Linked DNA regions of Homo sapiens: region 1 is linked to region 2. The links are chromatin loops, found by intact Hi-C in ENCODE. Cell type or tissue: Calu3. All regions are shown on one strand. Each heading gives the region's core, and the rest is flanking DNA. Links, peaks and the distances in the headings are about the cores only.

What was found. Hi-C counts contacts between places; a loop is a spot of excess contacts. Peaks named below come from ENCODE experiments on the same cell type or tissue, not always from the same donor. Only the 100,000 strongest peaks of a DNase experiment are listed, where the experiment ranks them.
Region 1: it touches region 2 in a loop (4-fold over the local background); 4 of 110 quality-filtered maps call a loop at or near these places.

Annotation. Positions count from the first base shown.
Region 1 is chr12:98,742,413-98,744,912 of GRCh38, reverse strand. ANKS1B (ankyrin repeat and sterile alpha motif domain containing 1B) reads left to right here. Exons shown (of 27, transcript NM_001352186.2): 27 at 1-939. Among named protein-coding and RNA genes, the nearest start is that of APAF1, 98 kb to the right of the region's middle. In Calu3, for the core only: a CTCF peak has its summit at 1,373 (motif pointing right); a DNase peak (open chromatin) is centred at 1,362.
Region 2 is chr12:98,416,044-98,421,692 of GRCh38, reverse strand. It overlaps the pseudogene RNU4-41P. Among named protein-coding and RNA genes, the nearest start is that of TRD-GTC1-1, 85 kb to the left of the region's middle. In Calu3, for the core only: no CTCF peak of the experiment used is centred there; a DNase peak (open chromatin) is centred at 2,802.

The sequences.
Region 1 (2,500 bases), core at 1-2,500, 320 kb before region 2:
AATACTGGTGATGCTCCCTAGAGCAGGAGGCCCGGAAGTGCTGACGCAGCCATCAGCCTGCCAAGATTGTTTTTTAATCTTCACAGTGTTTTAAAGAACATGTTAAAAAAAAAAAAATCTAGTGCTCCTGCTGTCAAGATTTCTGTCATGGAAACCTTGTTTGAGAAAGGTGTTAATAAAATTCTATTGCAAAAATTTCTTTTTCTAGAAAAAATAAATACAAAAAAAAAAAAGAAGAAATTCCAAAGTAATAAAACTTTTCTTGAGACAAACAAAAAAAAAGTTTGCTTACTATTTGATTAAATAAAATTTACTTACATTTCTTTAAGGTATTTTAATTTTTTAATGTCTCTGTGGAGTATTTGTATGATACCATAATGTATATTTATGTAGAATCAAATTATATAAACAGTACCAATATCATTATAGAAAAAAATAACATTTTAATGTATATTGTTCTAACAATCATATTGTGAATCATTTTGAAGTTCATTATAGCGATATTGATAAATTGTGGAATTGTCTTAATGTTTTTTTATTAACTGACATTATTTTAAACCTAACTGAGATGATCAGTTACATTCATCAGTTGGTGAGTTTTGAAGAATAACTACATTTTATTTCAAACTAACAAATGTATACGGTTTTAGTTCAGTGTTGAAGAATTTTAATACAATATTAAATTACTTGAACTGAACAGTTCCTTGTATATATTTTGCCTATTCACTGTTGATATGTATGTAGCAAAATGAGAGTTAAATAACACTAAAATATGGTACCAGGAGGCAATTGTATAGGAGCAAAGTTAATAGGAGCTTTGCTGAAACAGAAGCATATGTGTAAATAAGCTTGGGCTTCCAGTTATAAATTTTGTAATTTTTGTCATTATTTATATCCTATAAAAAAAGCACACAAAAATAAAACAGAAGTTGTACAGCAGTGGTGCTTGGCATCGTTCTGTGAGCACCTTCCCCACTCCCATTTAGGAGCAGAACCAAAGGCCCAGCCTTCTCAGCATCTACAGCTAAAGGGACTTTTTTAATTGGCAAAATTGTTGAGAAAAGTTGCACAGTTCCAAGTTCAACCAGTCTGAGAAAGATACACAGGCCTCTGAAACTTTAATTTTAACCTAAAGCCCCCACTGCCTTCTTTTAAATATTAAAGCAGACTGTAAGGAGGAATTGTCAAAACAGGCATCTCTAAAAGAGAAAGGACCACCAAACTGGATCACTTTTGTAGCACAGCCTCGATGGTATGTTTGGAAAAACATTATCTACATGGTCATCAGTCCTTTCATTTTTTTCTATACACACAGCAGCCCCATAGACCAGAGCAGGGACGGGAAAAGGAAGGGCTAGGCCTGCAGGGGGCAGATGAGAGGCGGCCCATGCATTGACGAAGAGATTTGCAGCTGATTTTCTTCAAGGGGAAAATTGATACATTGATAACTTCAATAACCATGGGCAGGGGGGGTCATTGAATGCTAACATCATTACTCAAAAAAGGACTTGAATTCAATTACTCCATTTAATTGTTTCTTATTAAATTGTATTCTATGATAAATCTGAGTTAACGAACCCTATGAAAATTATCCCTAGTTAGTTCATTAATAAGTCATGGAAATGATTTTTCTCAAGACACACAAGATTTTTCTCAAGTTGGAATACTTGGGAATATTGCTGGTTCAATGTTTGTTTGGATAAGATGGAGCAGAAGACAGGCTTGGATAAAGGAACACGTGGCCAAATCCTCAAAAATCAATAAAAATTCACACCTGGATTCAAGGTAGCATCACTCCTAATTACTTCTGAAAAGAAATGAAAATTTGATAAGTGATCTAGCCTCAAGAGAATTAGAATATAATGGCCATGTTCAGGAAATCCGTAGGAAGAAGACTTTTTTTAAAAAAAATAACTTTCTAAGTTCTCTTTTTAGATAGGCTAGTCGATCTGAAGGTTCGAAACACATTTTTTGAAATAAAGTTGGGTAACTAACTAGCCAACACAGCCAGCACAGAGTCTACATGCAGCAAGGCCCACTGGCCCACCCCATATTCCAGTCCTAGCTCCCCAACAGCCAGCCAGCCAGCCCCACATTTACTGCCTCTAGGCAAATGGACACAAGCATCTGCCTGCCCCAGCAACAGAGTCCTGCTTCCCACAGAAACCGGTTCCAAAGCCGGCAGAGACGGCGCTTTGAACTTGCTCAGGCCTTTTGACCATCACCATGCTGCATATTGTGACTCTGTTAGTAGCTAGGAGCTGGAACTTAATTTTGTGGTCGAAATAACCCTGAGACCTTGGTGCCAACCAGGGAAATGCCAACTCCACTTAACTGTTTCTGTCTTCCGCTCAAGTCGGTCTACTTATTGAGAACTCACTCTGTGCTTAGCGTGGCATCACTTTCCTTAGAGTTGCTTCTGCAAAGATGGTCATTCTGCAGCCAACATATTGCACTCAGTGTGCAACTCATCAAAAAGCATAGCTACAAATTATTATTA
Region 2 (5,649 bases), core at 1,462-3,961:
CCATATAGAGCACATAAGTATTGCAGGGTTCAAATGGTGTGTTGCTGGTTAGCCACCCTGCAAGGGTAGGCAAACAACAAGCCAGAGGCTGTGTCTACAGCCGTCAGTGCATATGTGTAGCCCTGCGCTTTTGGAAGTGGCCCAATGTAATCTATTTGCCATCTGGTCAAGGGCATCCATCCTACCGTCACTCGCTGTGTTACAGTGGGCAGCTGTCTCCGTCTGGGGTATGCCTGGGCGCATGCCTGGCACTTCCGGCAGGCCTCCAAAGTGTCCTGCGAAGGCAAAGACAGACCCCAGTACCTACTGACCTGTTACATCAGTTCAGTACATCAGTTCAGAAACTGTCCCAGTTTCCTGTGTAGCCACAAAGCTACATCTTGTGTAGGTGCCGACTCTAACCATCAGACCTTGGCTAAGGCATCCGCCTCAACATTACAGGGGGTGGCCAAAGGCACATGACCTGACACATAATAGTTACCTATTTCTGATGACCTATTTCCCAGAGGTCTTGCCACATCGCTTAGCCCCAAATGGGCCAATCGCCTACAAGCCAATTCAGCAGCCCCTCACAGGGTCAGCGTTACATTTATACCCTACACAAACAATAGTAGCTGAGAGCCAGGTGGGGAGCTTCTCTGTGTTGTGTCTACTACCTCAGCCAGTAGTCACTTCATATATGCGGTGCCCCATATATGGGGGTGCTAAAAGCACTCTAGCCAAAAGCACTCGGGGGCGCTGAGCCCAGCACAAGATCCCTCATGTGGGAGGTAAAACGTTCTGGCCCCTGGATATTCAGATAAAACATAGCCTGTCACCTGCCCATCTCCCAGAGTACCTGCACCAAATCAGAATATGATTGCCATTTACTCACAATTTTTGATATCTCTCTGGCATCATTCCAAACAGTCCATATGGCTGCCATCAGCCACTCTATTAATGTCCACACCTTGCCCGTGTGCCAATGATTGGCACAGCTGCAGTGTCTGACGAAGGGAGGAGTGAGTTGTAATAGAGGCCAGCTTCTCCATCTCGGAGGCAGAGCAAGAAATGCTATCAGCCCCCTCATCCCAAAAACGGAGTAGCCAGGCTGGCAGGGGCTCCCCTGGGCGCTGCCAACACTGTTTACTCAACTCCTGCAACTCAGTGGGGGTATAAGCACTATAAGAAGTGTGTTCCACCACTGTTGTGGGGGGTCCTGGGCTCTCCCCTGGGGTCCCATCGGCTCCTCATGTTCTACCTTCTGACGGATCACAGGGCGAGCCCGCAGGGAAGGAGCCCCTCCTCCTTAGCATCAGATCCAACAGAAGTGTCTGACTGGGACGACTGGCTGAAGATCGCACTAACAGCCATTGCTAACTCCTGTTCCAGGCTGCTTATCTGGGCCTCCAAGCGCCCTGCTTGTGCCTGCAGGTCCCCCACCCCCAGGTCCTGGTCTAAGCTGTGCACTTGGGCCCCCAGGCACGTGGCTTGCGCTGGGAGGTCCCTTACCTGTGGGACTGAGCATGTACTCTGCCTAGTGCAGTCAGAAATGCTCATCCGACTCCGCCAGCGAAGGTGCATTCCTTCTTGGTGCTGTGAGCTTCCAGCTGCTTCAGTGCCTTCTCCACACTCGCAGGAGACCCGTTACTGCCTCCCATATTTCCACTGGGGCCCATCCAAGCAGCACCTCTGCCACTGGGTACCACAGCCCATGCTGCGGCCACATAGCAGACCCGGGATTCTCAAAGGCTGAAGACTCACTCACCTCATCCTGCCGACTTCGCCAGTTGTCGTGCTCAGGGTCAGGTTCCAGCCCCAGCTGAGGGCTGAGGGGAGTGAGTGGATGTGGGGCAGGGAGCTGGAAGAACACTCGAGAGACAGCAGGTAGTTGAGACATGGCTTTATTCAGCAGCCCCTCACAGGGTCAGTGTTACATTTATACCTACACAGACAATAGTGGCTGAGAGCCAGGTGGGGAGCTTCTCTATGTTGTGTCTACATGGCTATGATTATATGAGACATGGGAGTGTGTGCGTGCGCCCCAATCCTGCTGAGTCTTCTAGGCTGTTTTCCTCGGTCTATGCCTGCTGCCCTATGCCTGCTTGGCTGCAGCACAGCCATGTTCCTTACACCTCCAAAGTGCTGGGATTACATGCATCAGCCACCACGCCTGGCTTCAATTTCTCTAACTTTTCTGTTTTTTCTCCTCCAAATCAAAATCTAAAATTTTCCTCTAGACTAGAGAAACAAAAACCAAAAATCATATTTTGAGCCAAGTGTTTTCCTTCTCCTTTCAATCACTTAAGCTTCCTCAGACTATCTTTTTGAGTTGGAATACTGCTTGAAGAAGTGTGTGAAATATGAAACAAACGCAGACCTATTCTTCGGCAACTTTGAGCTTGTGCAGGGAGACAGATTAAGGGAACTGGAAGAAAAACAAAGACCAAAGAGAATTGGAATGCATAGTGAATCTGCCTGAAAAATTTATCACAGACTTTAGACATTGCACTGTAATATTAACAGCCTATACTTGTCTGGCGATTTCCAGTTTCTAAAGTGCTTTTATGTCCATTACCTCGAGACCACCCTAAAGAGAAGGGCAGGACAGGCATTGCTTTTTTTTACGAAGAAGAGCTTAGGAGAGACTGAATGCTTAGCATGCAGCAACTCACCATGTGCAACTCACCCTGTCAACATGGGAACTAGCATTTAAACCTGGCTCTGCTGGCCCCAAGTCCTAGCCTTTTTCTGCCTTACCACAAACTCCACCTACTTGGGTTACCCTGGAAAGGCGCCCGGTGTCCACACCCCTCTTCTAGTAAGACTCAAGGCTGTTGACTTGCATTCCTGGGCCGCCTGCAGGCCCACGCCCCCACCATCTGCATACTATAAATGCTTTCTTCATGGAAGAACTCTAGACAGGGAAATATTTTGGTACTGGTCTGAATTAAATACCAAAGCCTTATTTGTAATTTCTGCTTAGGCAATGACACGTAAGGGATTCCAAAGGGCGACAAGTGTGAGTCCATTTGGCATTCCTTCTTTGGGCAATGGGGAAGGAGATGGCAAGTCAAGGGAAGTTAGAGTTATCCAGCCCCGACTAAGTCCAGCTGCCAGGGCTTAAGCTGAATTGACAGTCAGAGGAAGAACTAGCAGAGAGCTCTGAATCAGATTTCAGTGGTTCCACCTCAAATGGGAGTTTCTCATTGGTCTGGCAAGAGCTGTGGCTGGATTTAAAGTGAAACTGAGCCATGGACCCTGGGGGACAGCACAGGATATTACAAATGACAGCTGCTTGTCTCAATAGCAACATCTGGTCAAGAGGCCTGATCCATGACCCTTGGTGTGTGAAGCATGGGGATGTATTGACATCTGGGTTTGAGTATCTGAGGAAAGCTGTTTTAGAGCAGAGCAGAGACTCAAAGCATTGGTTCTCATTCATTACTAGTCTTCTGATTTTGAATCAGGCACATGGCTTCTCTAAGCCTCAGTTTGCTAATCTGTAAACAGGAGAGTAATAGTACTTGCCTCTCAGGTTCTTTTTTTTCTTTTGTCAAAAGCATTTTATAAGCTACAAAGGGGTCTAGAAATGTAGTTTATTACAATCGTTGTTACTTACAGGTCTGAATTTCCTGCAGGAAAAGGGGATAGAAAAGTATAAGAAATAATGGTAGCTTTGCACAGTGGCAGTATGGTAGCCCATGAGGTTTATCCGAGGCCCGATTATGGCTAGTTGAAAATGTTTCCCAATACCCTGCCATGATGATTTAAAATATAGTCGGCATGGGCAATTTTTGCAGTCTGTATTGAAACTGAACTGAAAAAAAAACAACAACAAAAAACGAAGGCAATAAGGAAATAAGGGGAGGAACTGAAGAACAGAAAAAGGAGCAGAGATAACATCCTTTAAATTAATTTTTAAAGTGTTTTTAGGCACCTGGAGCTGTGCTAAGAGCTATAAAAATAAGGTTCAGAGATGTCACTGTAGATTCAAGGCCTTTGCACGAAATGGTGCAAAGCTGATAAGGAATGGGGTAGAGATGGGATTTGGGGAGGACAGGAGTAACATTAATGGAGCATCTACGACGTCCAAGGCATTGCTGAGGATGCCATTATCTCAAGTAAGGCTTTGCATAGAGTATGCACCAGCCTCATTTTAGGGAGGAGGAAACCAAGACTCAGAGACATTGAGCAACTTGCTCAAGGTCACATGGCTAGTAAGTGATAGAGATGGGACTTGTCTGCCTCTAAAGCACATCCTCATATGCAGACAAATGAGTCAATAAAGAAAAGTATAAATTGGGTAATTCATAGGACATGTTATTAAAAAGGTGAAGGCTGAGAGAGAAAAAGAAAGCCCTGGCAGCTTGGTGACTGACTTCAGTCCTGTTGGCCTGGGACTTTCCCCATTTTAGAGTGAAAAGTCCTGTATCCTGGGAAGCCTCTCAGTCCCCGACAATCTGGGATGGTTGGTCACCCTACAGCTGATAGCTAATTGCTGGCTTATTTGCTACCAGTTGGGTCATGCTGTTGCCTTGGTGAACACAGGCAGAATGTTGATATCAGATGAGAACTTTCAAGGATGTGATGGAACAAGACAAAAACAAGACAACTCTGTAATTATGCCTGAACAGAGATAAAAACAGACACTGTATAACTGCAAAAATGACCAAATACCCCCCTCTCCTGGCTAATGGGAGTGACTACTGCTTCTTCTTCGATCATAACTCTATCCCTACCTCTTTTTTTTTTTTTTTTTTTTTTGAGATGGAGTGCAGTGGCACGATCTCAGCTCACTGCAACCTCCGCCTCCTGGGTTCAAGCGAGTCTCCTGCCTAGCCTCCCAAGTAGCTTGGAATACAGGTGCATGCCACCATGCCTGGCTAGTTTTTGTATTTTTATTTTTATTTATTTTTTTAGTAGAGACAAGGTTTCATCATGTCGGCCAGGCTGGTCTCGAACTTCTGACCTTGTGATCCACCTGCCTCGGCCTCCCAAAGTGCTGGGATTACATGGGATTGCAGGTGTGAGCCACCGCGCCTGGCCAACTCTAGCTCTACTTCTATCCTCCTACCCACTAAAGAAAAATGAAGATAATCATTAAATTTCCGTATGTTATATCTGACAGCTTCCATCCCGCACAGATCCCCCAGTTCCTTGAGTGCTCCCTGAAATCAGCTAACGTACTGATTCAGCTGAAATCAGCCAACACTCCCATAACAATCCCTTTCTAACACCCTCTTTCTGAGACACTTCATGGATACTCATGGTGTGAGCGGATCTCACCATGAAGAGCAAACCCAATTCTGTTTCACATCAGATGCGTTCCTGGAGGATCTTTGACTTGAGGGCATTGATGGGGCTTACACAAGGGCAGTGTGTGAAGAGTGGCCACCCCTAGCTTGTGGTGTTATAATTTTCTGTTTCTGGGCTAGCTAGACCAGATGCTTCTTTAAAGCAGAATCTCATGCTAAAAATAACTAGCATTTTTTGAGGGTTCTCACTTGCCAGGCACTGTACTAGGCTCTCTCCATGGACTGACCCATTTAATGCTCATCTGCACTTTGCAAAGTAGGTGCAATTATTCTTCTCGTATCATGGATGCAGAAGAGGCATCTGTATAAAACTACAGAAATTGCTCAGAGTAAGTGGCAGAGTCAGGATGAC